2 separate regions of the Mus musculus genome follow, and region 1 is linked to region 2. Evidence: chromatin loops called from intact Hi-C (ENCODE). Cell type or tissue: heart. All regions are shown on one strand.

Region 1 (8,000 bases), 230 kb after region 2:
CACACACACAAACCTGGGTCATAAGCTCCTAAATTACAATGAACTTCCAATTGTAACTTGTATCGCTTCCTGTATGCTAACACCAATTAAAGGATAGTGAAAGGTACCTGTGAGCTTCATTCTCCAAAGCATAGGCTACTGGCCCTCCAGGGCTACATGCACTCCTTTGACGAACAGAAAGCCATCAATGATAGTTCCACTTTGACTGGATTAAAATCACAAGATACACTGGGAAGTGTTGGCATATGCCTTTGGTCCCAGCACTTAGAAGGCAGAAGCAGATGGATCTCTGAGTTTGAGGCCAGCCTGGTCTGTAGAATGAGTTCCAGGACAGTCGGGGCTACACAGAAAAATCCTGTCTTGAGAAACAGGGAAAAGGGGGAAAAACAAAGAGAAAGAAATGAAGAGAGAGAGAGAGAGAGAGAGAGAGAGAGAGAGAGAGAGAGAGAGAGAGGAGAGAAAGGAAGGGAGTGAAAGAAAGAAAGAAAGAAAGAGAGAGAAAGGAAGGAAGGAAGGAAGGAAGGAAGGAAGGAAAGAAGGAGAAAGGAAGGAAGGAAGAAGAAAGGAAGGAAGAAAGAGGAAGATAAATCACAATATAACTAGCTAAGCTGAGGATATGCAAATGGCATTTCCAGAAACAATTAGATTATGGGCTTTCTAGCCTAATGAATAGATCAATCTCTTAATAAATTAGCAATATTATTAACATTGTTGAATATTGGTGGAGAGTAGGAAGTTATTATGGACATGTCGTAGGGGCTGTATCCTTGGTCTCCTCCTTGTACCTCCTTCTATTTCAGCCCTCCAGTTGGTTCAGACAAATGTGAGCTTGCCTTCTTTAAGGGTCTATAATAGGAGATGCAACATGATTTGGGTGGTATTTGGACCTACTAGTACTACCCAGGAAATACGGATAGAATGAGTCAGGTTCCCAGGCCCTTGCATTCAGACCACTGCATTAAAACTGAATCATTTAAGGCAGATGATAAATCAAACGATTAGCTAAGCAAGTGTGTTTTCTCTCTGACTAATCTGGGCAGATGTTCATACCAGCTTTTCCCAGACAGTCACCAGGAGTGACAAGATACCAAGTCAAGCCACCAGCCACTGGTACATCTGAGTGGGACCATGTTGTTTTCCATGGTAGAGAAGACATTGAGTAGCGAATGGTGAGAACCCCTGGACTTCCTCTCACACCAGGTCACAGTGGCCCAGGCCGGGAGGTCTGAAAAATGTTACTGCACCCGAGGCAAGGCTGACCAGCTTCTGAAAGACAAAATAAAACAATCCAATTAGTATCCTGACTAGAGAATTCACAATATCACTCATTGTGTATACCAATGAAAGATTTCAACTGCATGGAATGATGACATAGTAACATCTCCTATGTACCTAGTTTAGACTTGTTGAAGAAAATAACATTTTTAAGCTAGGGAAAAAAATAAGGTGATGAGGATAAATAGAATATTTCTAAAATCTGGAGGTAGCCCTAAGTGGATTTGATCATTAGGTCTAAACTCCTAAATTCCTTCAGTTCACTACAGTCCAGTTTCCTCATCTGGACAATGGACATAAAAAGAGCATTCTTTGTAACATTAAAAGAATGGTTATATATGTATTACCACAAAGCTATTGCCTGGGTGATCAGAAATTGTTCAATAGCCATTGTCACGATGATGGTGATGATGAGAAGAAGAAAGGTTCTTGTTTATTTTCAGGGGAAGGGAGATGGTTGGGGCAAGGGGCTAAAAGGCGTGTTTGCAAATGTCTCCTTTGCCCAACCGTAAATCTTTCCTTCTCCCTCAGTGTGCAAATAGAAAGTGCTACATATACTTTGTGGTCACCCAGTATATATTCACTGGTGATGGAGATACTGCTTTGGTCATTCTGGGATAGTATAGCCATGGGCCACCGACTGGGAGTCAGAATCTAGAAGGTAGGAATAAAAGCATCAGATTCAAGGTCTGTGCTAGGAAGCCATGGCCCAGAGTGTGAAGATCCGAAGAAGAGGTGATAGTTCAAAGCTGAAAGCACCAGTCACGTATCTGGGTTTCAAGTCTGTGCCACCTCTCATGTCTGATTTTCAAGGCTTGAAAAGGCCAATTCTATTTCTATTTAATCTAACCCTGTTGAGGCTCAACAACTAATTCCTATGCCTCCTCACGCGTGAATTGCCAAGTTGCGGTCAGCGGAAGCAAAGGTTCTCTGAGACTTTTGCTAGAGCTTTAACTTGATTCTCCCGGTCAGCCCTGGGATTAGGGGTCCCCATAAGCCCACATCCTCTCAGGGATATAGGATACGTTCATGTTAAAGGAAAGTTGAGTTCTTTTGCTTCCCTTTTTGCTTGTTGTTCCCACAAGTGCCCTCTTCCAAGCGTCTGTTTGTCTTCATTCCTGTCTCATTGTCTCTCCTTCCCTCCAGCCACACTCGGTTCTACGGTGTGTGTGTGTGTGTGTGTGTGTGTGTGTGTACACACGTGCGCATGCGCACGGGCATTTGCATAGTCTCCCACATGTCCTTGCCAATCTCAGTAACTAAAAAAAAAAATAAACCTTTTATTCTTTTTTATTGGATTGCTTCATCCTTTATTACTGCTTTGCCCCGGTCATCGAAATGCCATAAGGAAACCTGGGTATGGTACCCTGGCAGCCAACACAGAAAATTAATAGGTCACTCTCCAAGGTCTCTTTCCAAGCAGTTGTCAGTGATCTCTGCCTACTTTGAAAAGCTTGGCTTTATTGCTCCCCCCTTTTTTCCCCTGCCCTTTGGCCAACCTGTGCTTTGCTGTCACTAGATTCCCCGTTCCCCCTCAGACTCTACCTGAGAGGCCCCTTTCAAGTCGGGCCCCAATATGTGACTGTCACGAGTTGCTGCTTGGCTGAGTTCCTGCCCGCCTGCTCTTAGACAGAAACCTTTGATAAGCTGACTTCTTTTTTTTTCTTGCAATTTCACAGCATACCCGCTGAAGCTTTTATCTCTGTGGCTGAGCCCAGGCAATAACTATTCCGCCTTTGCTATCTCGGTTCTGAGCTGTCTGTCTCCCTCGGAGGACACTCCTCTGCCCACTATCTCAGTCTTCCATCTTTTCATCACTGGATAAAAACGCTTTGTTTATGTTCCATTCTCTGTCTCATGTTCAGAGTCTGTCTGATAGGATTTCCAGGTTTTGTTTTTTGTGTGCTTCTAAATCTGATGGGACAGGAGAGAGCTGTTTGGTGTTTTCCTTATCAATGGAGAGGACTCGGAGTGATGGAGCCTGGCCACAGCTTGCTCTCCGTTGCTCCTTTGATTTGATTATCAGGAGCAATGCAGGACACTCTGGTTCCTTACACTTGAAATTGGCTACGGCTCCAACCTGTGGGCTCCTTCCTATTTGAGCACATCTCTTGGGCCCTGAGGGCTAAATCTCAGACAGTACCTTTGGACTCACAGCATCATGTCAGAACTCAAAGTCCTAATCACAGCTTTCTCGTCTCCATGGCAATGTTCCAACACAGGCAAGAACCTTCCATCTCATAAATCAAAATTAAAGTGATGGGTAAATTTCTTTCTTTCTTTCTTTTTTTTTTTTAAAAGATTTACTTATTTTATTTATGAGTACACTGTCACTGTTTTCAGACACACCAGAAGAGGACATCAGATCCTATTACTGATGGTTGTGAGCCACCATGTGGTTGCTGGGAATTGAATCCAGAACCTCTGGAAGAGCAGTCAGTGCTCTTAACTGCTGAGCCATCTCACCAGGCCGGATGGGTAAATTTTTAAAAAATATCTTTTATATATTTATTTTTATTGATATTTGTCTACATGTATATCTCCATACCTCATGTATCTTCAATGACTACAGAGACTGGAAAAGGGTGTCTAATCCTCTAGGACTGGAGTTACAGATAGTTTGTGAGCTGCCAAGTGGGTTCTGGGAATCAAACGTGGGTCCTCTGATAAAGGAATCATTGTTCTTAACCACTGAGCCATCTCTCCATCAGTCCAAATGATGGTAAATATTGTGATAGCTACCCCGTATCTGCTCTTCTTCCTCAATCTCTGGGAATGGGGACATAGGTTGTACTTCCTATGTACCAGTAACTTTAAGGAAAAATATTAATATTTAATGTTTGTATTCGACCTGCTCTATAAAGAATCCCATTTCACTATGAAAAGTTTCTGTTTCTGTGACTGTCTTGTGGCCATTATAATCTGTAATGGTCAGACTTTGGTTCATACACAAATGTGAAGTTATGGAAACACAGAAAGACACTGGCTCATAAGACTGGTTATGGTTTACATGGGGAGTGAGTCAATTTACCTAAGAGGAAGACAGGAGAGTGCTGTGTATCTGAGTTTAGGGACGTGAACAGGAATAAAGGAATATGAGGGAAGGCACTTCTGAAATAGTTAGTCTGGAAGACAACGGTGTGTGGATAGCTGACTGGACAGACAGAGGATACAGTACACTAGGCAGGAATGGGAGACCATCAGCTTGCTAGAAGCTGAGTGTATTCTCATCTGGATGTAGTTCAAAGAACCCTTCCGACACACAGAAGAGCCGCATAAAGTTTTCAGTAGTGTTTGAACACTCAACCTTAAATTATGTTCAGACGACCAAACGTGACATTTGACAGAGTCTCCAGGTTTAAAAAGGAGTCCAAAGATTAGAGGTGGAAATTCGGAAAACAAACAGACAAACAACAAAAAAGCCAGGAAGACACCAGATCTCTAAACAAGAACAAGTGCAGTGAAATGAACGCACTATAAGAACAGATATCTTTAAAATTTTTGAACGGTAGGACCAGATAGAATAAAATCATATTAATAAAAATCACATTGATAAAACTTTGGGCTTGGGATTAAAAAGTTCAGTTACTAAAGGGCTTGCCTAGAAGTCACGAACCCCTGGGTTCAATACCCAGCACCATGGAAACTAGGCATGATCACACAGACCTGTAATCTCAGCATGTGAGAGACAGAGACAGGAGGCTTAGAGTCTAGGGTCAGCCTCAGCTAAATAGGGAGCTTGATGCCAGCCACGGCTGCACTCAAACAAGCCAACAACAACAGAGCCAGGTTAACGGAACTCCTCTAGAAATGTAAACAGTTTAGTAGACAATGAAATACAAGCATCAGCAATAGCTTCAACCATACAGGTCTAGTGCCTAATAACAAGAATCCCAGTCAATAGACTACTCATGTATAGTTAACAGGATACAGCATGTTTACTTAGATTTGAGTTTCTGACAATGAAATAAATTAGGATAAATAACATATTTGCAGTAAGAACAGGCTCATAGTCACAATAAAAAAGTTATTTGTTTGGTGACACATATAATCTCAGCACTTGGGAGGATTGCCAGTTCAGGGCTATCATGGTTTACATAAAAATTCTGGGCTAACTTGTGCTATATGGCAAGATTTTTACCTTTTAAAACACCACTTTTTGATTATCTGAGATTCGCATGGAACTGTGCACCCTGTATCGTATCTACCAGCCTTGCCAGAATGGAGGGAACAGACACATTAATGGGAAGGAAATTATTAAACAACAACAACAAAATAAAACAATAAAAAAAATCAACAAAACTTCCACAAATTAAAGAACCTAAACACCCAGGTTTTAAAAGGTTCTATTAAATAGGCAGAGAAGTTGGGTTTTTTTTGTTTGTTTGGTTTGGTTTGGTTTTGGTTTTGGTTTTTAAAATAAGGACCAAAAGGATGGCAACGGGTTTCTTAACAGTTGATTAAGTTTTACAAAATGTGGTGAGAAAAATAATGCTGCATTCAGAAATGCAAAATTCACAAAGCTCACCTCTCACATGTCATTTGTTGGGAAATTTACTCTATCAACTTTAAAAGTAAATGAATGCAGCTAGGTGAGTGAAATACTTAATTAGCATGAAAAAAAGCTGTAGGATGGATCATCGCTAGCAGTAAACAAAACCAGGAGTGGGGTGTATGCCTCCAACCCCAGAAGTTATGAGCTAAGGCAGGAGGATCAGGAGCTCCAGGCCATCCTTGGCTACACAATGAGTTTAAGGCTAGCCTAAGCTACATGAGAACTCTTCTCAACGTAATTGATAAGTCATTTCTGCGCCGGTGAAATGAGCCAATTGGAGATAGATTATATTAAATGCGGGTTTATTGAGAAGCTCCTTGCAGGTGAGTTTACTTGGCCCCAAGGACTGAGGCCAGGGGAGTTGCCATGGCAAGGTAGAGACAGGGGAGGGGGAAGAGATAGAAAGAAAGGAAGAAAGGAAGGAAGGAAGGAAGGAAGGAAGGAAGGAAGGAAGGAAAGAAAGAACACGTTTGGAGAGGGAGGGAGAGAGAGAGAGAGAGAGAGAGAGAGAGCCAAAATGTCTGCATTATATAAGGAAGAGCCTCTGGGGGGAAGGGCAGCCCAGTCCCTGGACTGGAAAGTTTAAGGTTGGAGACAGGGTGTGCCAGGTAGGGACTGAGAGATGCTGGGAGAACCTGGGAGCCAGATCTGCTTTGACATGTAAAATATGCACCTCAGTCCCTTGTCCCAAAGCAAAATAAAACAACAACAATAACAACAACGACAAAATGAAGAGTGAATCTACATCAGGGTACTAGCAAAAAAGAGTCAGGAAGAGGGTTCAGTGACATGTGTACTTTGAAGCCGAGGATATTCAGAAAAAAATCCAGAAAAGATAAGCAGAACAAAAGTATGACTGGAGGATTAGCTAGTAAGTTAGATATATTTTCAAAGCACACAAAGAGAACCAGAAATTTATTTATGGAAAACTATAGTACCACAAAATGAGGCAATCATAAACTCAAGGAAAACCATAAAGCTATTCAAAAACTTTTTAAAAGCATAGTTGTTGATTCTGTATTAATTGCATGCGTGTGTATGATATGCTGGGAATTGAGCCCAGGAATTGTGTAATAGAATAATGGATAATTAAAATAATTAAAGTTATTATAAAGTTAAAGATCCTGGCAGCAGGAAGGTCACTGAGAACTAAAGGCCAGTCTGGGCCCCATGAGACCCTATCTCAAAAGGCAAACAAGTAATCAAACAAAAACAAAAAACAAAATTGCAAGTTATCCCGGGTAGCATTTTGTTAAACAGATAGTGAAGAAACGCATCAGGAGACAAGTGGACTGGTCCACCTTCTGCAACCACTGTAGTGAGCAGGCATGGAGCACCAGAGAAACTGAGCGGAGCCTCTCCTTATGTGACCTTTTCCCTTAGCTCTCAGTCTGAACCGGTCACACCTCTTTCTACGGGCCTGGCTCACCTCCCTTGCGACAGTACTGAGATCTCTTACAGTGGCTTAGCAACTGCTTGAATCACCAGGTGGTTTGTGGCCAAGGGCATTATGGGTATCCAGGCAGACCCAAAGCCAAGATGGGTGTTTTTTGGGATGCTGTTTTCTAGGTTCATTGCCGCTAGTATTCGTAACTCCTATCATCCTTTCTGACTGAAACATGTCCTCTATGCCTGCCATCTTACCAACTCACGCCAGCGCAGGCAAAGGCATTTCCTAATTTCTAGACATCAGCGCCCGGAGCCAGTATTTTCTGGTCCTGTTCATGGCATTTTTGCTAGTTATTCCTAGTCTCTGTTAATCAAATTCTTTCCTCCTTTTTGAGTTCCCTCATTCCTGTCTTGCCTGTGCTGTTGACATTGGCTGTAGCAATGGAATTTTCCAGTTTCCTAGAAACTGTAGCAGTTTTAAGGGTATGGCTTCTCCATAAACTCTTTGTTTCTGTTTCAGCCTGGGCTCTGGAGCTCTGGGTGAAACAAACATTTCATGAGATACAAGGTTTGTGTCTGAGGAGACACCATTGTCCAAAGCACCAGTTAGCAAGCAAGGCCCTCCACGTTGCCAATTGGTTTAGTTCGTTCTAATTTATAGTGCTCGGTTTGTAAATGGCTGTATGGAATTGGTGGCAGCAAGAGTGGACACGTGGGAGTGGGGATTAATAATGGTGCAAGAGGATCATTTAAGGCAGTGAGACATGGCTCAAAGAAAAGG
Region 2 (8,000 bases):
GTTATTGTTTAGCCATAAAGTGTTCATCTCAGTCTTGTCTATGCCCCCCCCAATCTGGTAGTACTGTTGTGGGAGGTTGTGAGACCCCAGGGGCTTAGAGGTATAACTGAATGATGCAGGCCACTAGGAACAGGCCATAAGGGTTCTATTCAACTCTGCCTTCAGTCCCCATTTTCTGCTATATAATCTGCTGAGACATGAACAGAGTGCACTGTGGCTCTCACCACCACAGACCGACTCATTCCAGCCATCATGCCTTCCTCACTGTGATGGGCTGAACCCTCTGACACTGAGACCAAGTCAACCTCCCTCGAGTGGCTTCTGTCAGGCATTTTCTCAAAGTGACGGGGAGAGAAATTAATACCAAGTATTAAACCAAAATAAGCTATGCTTTCTATTTTGCCACGTGGGCAAAGCATGTTAGCTGCCAGAAGGGCAGAGGAGCAGATAAAAATAAAAATATAATGTAACCTTCTTCCTGCTTAAACGGTGAGCAGGATGTGATTAATCCTTGAACTCAGGAGCAGAGACAGGCAGACTCTTAAGTTCAAGGCCAGTTTGGTCCATATTGCAAATTTCAGGGCATTACATGGTGAGACCCTGTCATAAAAAAAAAAAAATCTATTGACTCTTAAGATGGATAAATAAGCAGAAAAGACAGGAGCATCTAGCTTAAAGATCACTGGGTGAAATGTAAAGAAAAGTCTTCCCTGTTGACTTAGTTGACTTTATGTATCTGGGAAGTCAACCTTTTCAAGGCCTGACTGAAAACAAGCGCTTTTTAAAGTGATTCTTAGACCATCCTGAATATGTAGGCCATACAAATGTAGTGGTAGTATGCAAATTATGGCAGAAATACTTTCATCTTGTTAGAGTAACCTTAAACAGCTCTTTGTGATGTAATCCAATTCAGTGCTAAGCTAAAGAGGGACCAGCTGGTCTGAGAGTTCTTCAGTCTTACCTAGGCGTGGCATGTACCTTATTTGCTAGAACTTTCAGAAACAAAAGCATTCAGTCTGCCCCTTTATCACACTGTCATGACCTGTGGTCAGAAAGACTTTGATAATCTGCTATGTCAAGACACTTGGTATTGCTTTGCTTTTAAGATCTTCAATGCCCCTAAATTTCTACCACCCTGTAGCAGAAGGAAAGAAAAGATGAAAGCTCACTGAAAAGGTCAGTGGTGTAGTACATAAAAGCCAGTGTTGTTCCCCAGACAAGGTGACTCTGAACTTTGTACAGGGTTCCATTATTGTGTTTAGTTGTTGGTTTGGTTTGGTTTTAAGAAGGAATGTTGAGCCGGGCAGTGGTGGTGCACGCCTTTAATCCCAGCATTTGGGAGGCAGAGGCAGGTGGATTTCTGAGTTTGAGGCCAGCCTGGTCTACAGAGTGAGTCCCAGGACAGGCAGGGCTACACAGACAAACCCTGTCTCGAAAAAAAAGAAAGAAAGAAAGAAAAGAGAAGAGAAAAGAAAAGAAAAAAGAAAAAGAAAAGCCTGCGTTCGAGTAGGTTTCTTGGGACCACAGAAAGGTGGGCTCAGAGATTGAGGTGGGGAGTGTTAACATGGACCCAAAGAGCAAGAGCATCAGGTGGTTCCACCGAGCTTCACTCTGAAGAAAAGCGTTTTTACCGTGAACTCAATCAGAACAAATCCACTAACCAGGGAGCGCCAGGCACTACTGCAAAGGACTCTTTTACTCCAGTAATTAGGTCAGAGTTACGGGAAGCATGACAGGTGGACACTGCAGAATATCACGTGTACAAATTGCTGTTCCCACCATCTATGACACTCCCCTCTGCCATCTTGCTTTAGAGTCTATACCTCACACTTAATTTAAAACAAGAACACCTGTCAAACTAGTTCCAACATTCACTTTCTTCTTAATAATGTCAATCTAAAGTTACAGAAAATCAGTGCAATTTTTATATTATTTTAAAGTTTTCTTTCTGGGTCCAGATGTTATGCTTGCATTTAAAGTCTGTGCACCACTTGCATGCCTGCTACCCACAGAGGCCAGTAGGAGGCATCATGTCCCCTGGAACTGGAGTTAGAGACACTTGTGACTCTAACTCTTATGTGTGCTGTAATCCAACCATGTACCCCTGGAAGAGCTCTTAGCTGCTGAGCCGTACCTCTAGACCCTGAAGTTAACCTTTTGAAACTTTATTTTCTCCATTTTAAAATAGAAAAAAAAATTCTCAAAACAGGAGTGAAGATTTGAAGTGCATTTCTATAACAAAGACGTCCAGGAACTACGTAACAACTGCCCAAACGCTTAGTTGGCAGACTGTCTCTTATCCATGCAGCAGTATTTGAGATCTGTTTCACCTGTCAGACAAAATGCACCTGGCACCACTTCCCAGCAGCTATGAGGCTAATCACCAAGCCCTGTCAGCTGCAGGAAATGAAAGCCATTCTGGGAAAGATGCAAGAGTTCGTGGAGCAGAAGGTGAGACCCTCACTCCTCCAACAGCTGCTGCTTCCAGTGACTTCTGAGTTAGGAAAGAACTTCCAGATTCAATGAAAATAAATCGTTCCATATGCAGCAGATTCTGAAATTAGATTAATCACACATTCTAAAACAAGTTTCATCTGTCTGCCTCCCACAAGATGATCTAAATCACCACTTTCAGGTCACAAGGCAGAGACACTAATATCTGCCAGCCAGCCCAGACTGGAGGGCTCTTGAGGGCGAACAGTAAGGAGCTGAGGCTCAGGGTGCTCAATAAGTTGTCTTAAATTTTCAAGCTAGCTTGTACGGAATACTGTTAGATGCCCTTACAGGACCTGCCGCTGGTGCACTTGTGTTTGAATCCCAGTCCTGAGTCTTGGTGACCATGCCCTTGGGCAGTTTTCCGACTTCTTCATTTTTATACTAAAAGTGCTAACTTTGTAGAATAGCTTTGAGGATAAAATGGCCTAATAGCACCGCAGGTATGGAACTCGGATTTTTCTTAATGATTTAGCTTCTGGATAAAAGACACACACACCTTTATACTTACAATAAGCCTTAAACAGCACAAGAGCTGGGCTGATATCTACCCTTTATGCTTTTAGAATCTAATTTTTTATCAATAACATTGAATTATTACTTACTATGTTTTATGTGGGCTGCTCTTAACTCCAATTGGCCAGTCCTTGGGGCCACATTTTCATGACTCACCCAACTCAGTGCAGCCTCTCTTTCCTCTTTCACCTTCTTCCCCTCGTGGTTCTCCTCCTACCCTACAAGCCCCAGAACCCTAAACCCCCACCCCTGTCTTCTGCCCAGCTATTGGCTGTTGGCATCTTTATTTACCAAGCAGAAATAATTTGGGGGCAAGGTCAAATAACATCACGTGGGTCTAAGAGTGACTCTCTCTTCTCTGGGACAACTAGTTCTTGGGGACTGCACTTAGCATTATGCCATGGGTAATTGTGTGTGTGTGTGTGTGTGTGTGTGTGTGTGTGTGTAATAAAAATTATATTATCTGGGAACTGAATGGTGAAAGGCAGGGTAGAAACCCCAAATCAAAATTAAAAATTTCTACAACAGATACTACCTGTCTTCCTACATACTCCGCAAGACATCTGTCCAGTATGTCCTGATTCTTCCTGACTCCCCACACTCTAGTCTAACTCTGAGTTCATCCCTCCACAGCTGCCATCTCACGACACTTGCCTGCCCCCAGAAAGGGCCATGCTGTCATCAGCACGCTCTGCTGCAGACAGCTTCTCCTCTGGCTAGGTTGCCCACACCCTTTGGTGCCTAGAATTTCTCCTGCTTGTCTGTGAAGCCCCAACTCTTGTGGCCACTTATCCTTCATCCCCACACTTTGCTAAGAACCTTGACGTGCCTCTTTGATGCCACGTATGTGCACATATCATTTCTTCTATGTGTCTTGGATTGACTAACTTTTCTCAGCCCTCTGAAGCAATTACAATACCTGGTGTCAGGCGAGGCAATGGGCGTGGTTCTGAATCTTGTTTGTAAAGTAGAATCATTTGGTGAGCCTCTAAAACATCCCAAACCAGTTACTCCAGACCAACGAGTCTTAAATTTTAGAACATTTCAAAATTTCGGATTAGGGGTGGCGTACCTGGTTGAATCTTTGTATCTTTAGCTGATACACTTCTGTTAATGCCAAGCACATAAGAAGAGAAATACTCAACATATACCATAGGAAGGTTGGATTGAGAACAAAGGGGATTTCTTGCAGTTCTGAAGGAGGAGAATCCAAGGTTGGGGCACTTTAGATGTGGTGTGCTTCCTCCTTGGCGTGTTCCCACACAGAGGAAGGGAAGAACTTCAGCCTCTCTGGTGTCTGACATCCTCGCCATATCCCCCTGCCCCCAGTGTGTATGTGTGAGTGCTTATGTGTGTGCCTGTATGCACGTGGATGGCAGAGGTTGACACTAAGGGTCGTCCTCGGTTGCTCTCAACCTTCTGCATCAAGGCATCATCTCTCACTTGAAACTAGAGCTCACCAATTTGCCTAGTCTAGCTTGCTGGCTTGCTGTGGGGATCCCCTGCCTGGCTTCAGGAATGCTGGGATTATAGGGTAGCTGACACACCTGTCTGCTATCTACGTGGGTGCTAGGAACTGCAATCTTCATGCTTGCGCAGTAGAAGCTTCCCCACTGAGCATCTCTCTAACCTTCAGCCCCTTATCAGGACACTAATACCATTCATAAGGCTCCGCCCTTGTAACCAAAGGTCGCCATCCTCATACCAAAGCATCTATCATACGATAGACACTGAAAGATGACAATGTTTTAAACCTATCATTTGCTACCTAAGACTTTGTTTGCTTGTTAGATGCCATTTAAAAGGGGGTCATTTGGGAGTACTTCCTTTTGTAACTGTATGCAGTATGACATGTGGGCAGCAGGGGGAACCATTGGAACATTTTCTGATCAGGCTATGCAGATAATTGTCATCACGGATGCAGAGGACAAATCCAATGAGGCTAGTGGAGATGGCCAGACCAGTCAGGTCCTTGATCCTTGTGGGTGAGCTGATGGTGCCTTTAGGACTTAGCCCGCTCTAGAAACCAGTTCAAACCAGGCTCCTCATCCCTGTCATAGGGAGCTCGGATGGTGGAGCCCTGCTTGGTGGCTTATGAGAGTCTGGGTGGCCTTGAGTATAAGTCTTCACTGGCCAGAAATGTTTGTGCAAAATCCCCACAATTCTGCTGAGGCAGAATTGAAGGAGGGTTTTCAATAACTAATTTCAGTAATCCATTTGCTCTTGAAAATAAAGAGAGTGTCTTGGTGCCACCCACCCCCCCCCCCCCCCACTGTACTCAACTCAGAAAGCACCTGCTGTGTCTCCTGGCATGCACTGTGGACCACCTCCAGCATTTTATGACTGAGGCTTTGGGGCCCCTCATCAGACTTGGACATCACTGCCTCCCCCCTCCGCCCCTTTACAGATCTAGGCCTAGCGTAAAGGAACAAGGACCTATCAATTGGGTGGCCCCTCACCTCAGAAGAAATACTGTGTAGCCACACCTAAGAACAGTCTTCCAGCCTAGAGAGGGCCGCATGGTGAACTGTAGACAGCACACTTTCTTTCCAGATTCTGGTCTGAGTGGGATGTCCCTCCTTGGAGTATATAATAACAGTATCCATCAACAGAGACTCCATTGATAGATTGAAAGAATCCCCAAGGAAACACACAGCCCACCCGTCTAAGCAAAGTTTCTACCAGAAATGCCTTTGCGTCCTTACAAAGAAACAGACTTTACCCACGGCAGATCAAAATGGCCTCACCTGCTCCTCAGCAGGCACAAAATCAATTTTCCGTCCCCTCTCACCTCCCATTGGCCAGTGGAACTCAGTTACCAAGCTCCTCTTCCTGTTCCCTCGGTAACCCTATTTGGTGAAATTAGAATTAACTGAGTTTAATTCAATGTAGCGCAAAGCCCAATGAGATTAGCTCTATGGTTTCAGACCCGTGCTAGGAAACAGCACCCTTATGTTCTGTATTCGTCTTCCTAAACTTGACATAACACCAGGAGGAGGGAAGGTGGGGGTACATCCATCTGCCTAGGTGCTCTGCACCCCCTCTCAGCATGCACGCTCCTTCCTGGGGACCTGAAATCCGATTTCTGAAGCTTGACCCTGCAGGTCTCTTTACAAGATGAAGTTACCCGTAGGTTCGTTTTCCATGGAGTGTAAAACAAGGTGGCAAACTGAGCCCAAGCACAAAGGACTGACATTCTTCAGTAACCTCTGCCGATGGCATAGAGTTTCTGTGTGGCACTTCATGTCATCTCTATCCCTGCTGTCTCTGAAGCCTCCACAGACTCTCAGATGTCCAGTGACCATACCCAGAAAGGCCATGTCCTCCTGACATTGTATTATTGAAATCCTATTTATCTCCATTTGTTTTCAGTTATAGAGTTGTTTGAGACAAGATCTTTTTGTACAGCCCTGGTGTCATGGCAGAACCCTGAGTGCTGAGATTACAGACATGTGCCACCATTACTGACTCTAATTATCTTGAGCAAGAGCCCACATTTTAGTTTTGTTCTGTACCCCCAAAACTGTATGATTAGTTCTATCTTACCATGACTTGTATTTAATCTTATTTCTTTAATCTCACTTTTAAAAAATTATTTTGAAAATAATAAAATAAATTTTTAAAATTTATTTTTATTTTCAATTATGTATGGGGGTGGTAATTCTAGACATCCTGACATTCTAAGTTAAAGTGTACATGCATGCACTTGGTTTCTTTTTAACACACACAGAAGAGGGACTCAGATCCCATTATAGATGGTTGTGAGTCACCATGTGGTTGCTAGAAATTGAACTCAGGATCTCTGAGAGAGCAGTCAGTGCTCTTAACCACTGAGCCATCTCTCCAGCCCCAAGTGCTCAGTTTCTACTCTTAATCACCATGATAATTACTTTAGCTGTCTAAATAGTTTTGCATGTAAAGTATTTCCTGAAAAAAAAATCTTTAGCAAAGTGTAACAAATTTCATCTTTGAAACCTAATCTTATCCTCATATACTTTTAAAATGTCATTAGAGATGTCTCCATAAAGAACATTTGCCTTGTAACAAAATTATATTTCTTTCCAAGATGTAGTGATTTAATAATTAAAAGAATATCCATGAAATATAAATACTAGGTATTTGTCAATAAATTAAATTAGATTGTAGCTGTTAGGAGCCAATTATCATGCAAGAGATCTCCAATGGTTGAAATAATGAGGCCAACTTATTACTCTTGACTTTCTCTATAGGCTATGATTATAAATTGCTAAAATGGCCTAATAGATTATGGGATCTTATGAGATTTGAAGTCCCCTTAAAATATTCATTGGGTATTAAAGATTAGTTGTCTTGACTGATTTTCATTATAATTCCATCATTATATGTTTACAAGAAGAGAGAAGGCAGGGTGCCATGGTACTGAGAAGAAAAATATGTTCTGCTTATGAACTGATAACTAAGATAGTGGTGTTAGGAATAAGAACTTTCTAGATATCTAAATTTGAACCCCATTTCATTACTTTCTAGCTATGTGGCCTTCAGTGATGTAGGGTTGGGCTGAGACAGTGCTTGACGCAGGTGGCACAATGACTGGAACGTAGCAAACAAAATCAACGTGCTTATGATTTCCACAGAAAGGAGAATGTAGGCTTGGGAAGATGGCACCTTCCTTTCTCCATTATTTCTCACACAGGTACCTCTTTTTCTCCATTATTTCCATACACATCAGCACTCATTGCAGCCCCATGAGGGCTCTAATGTTTTCTGTAGCATCAACTTGAGAATTGACTGGTATAGTGTCAGTGACATGCAGGCAAATGTTAGACACCCAGTCCTGACGAAGTGGTCATGCCACTTTCTATGTGTGAATACAATGGCGAGCTACCCAAGTGACGTCATTGACCGTGGACCCGGGATGAGCTGTGGCTGCTCCCTTCCCACAACCTGAAAGGACCTAGTGCCCTCATATTAGCTTTTCAAAGTAAGAGTGGAAAGATGGCTTCTATTTCTGG

What was found. Peaks named below come from ENCODE experiments on the same cell type or tissue, not always from the same donor. Only the 100,000 strongest peaks of a DNase experiment are listed, where the experiment ranks them.
Region 1: a loop joins it to region 2, with 2.1 times the contacts of the local background. A loop is called at or near these places in 4 of 42 quality-filtered maps.

Annotation. Positions count from the first base shown.
Region 1 is chr17:73,084,309-73,092,308 of GRCm38, forward strand. Gm41616 (a long non-coding RNA gene) reads right to left here and starts at 275. Exons shown (of 4, transcript XR_876944.3): 1 at 108-275. In heart, a CTCF peak has its summit at 3,674 (motif pointing right); no DNase peak of the experiment used is centred here; H3K27ac peaks cover 2,469 bases.
Region 2 is chr17:72,853,476-72,861,475 of GRCm38, forward strand. No RefSeq gene overlaps it. Among named protein-coding and RNA genes, the nearest start is that of Gm30256, 14 kb to the right of the region's middle. In heart, CTCF peaks have their summits at 2,017 (motif pointing right) and 4,854 (motif pointing right); no DNase peak of the experiment used is centred here; H3K27ac peaks cover 336 bases.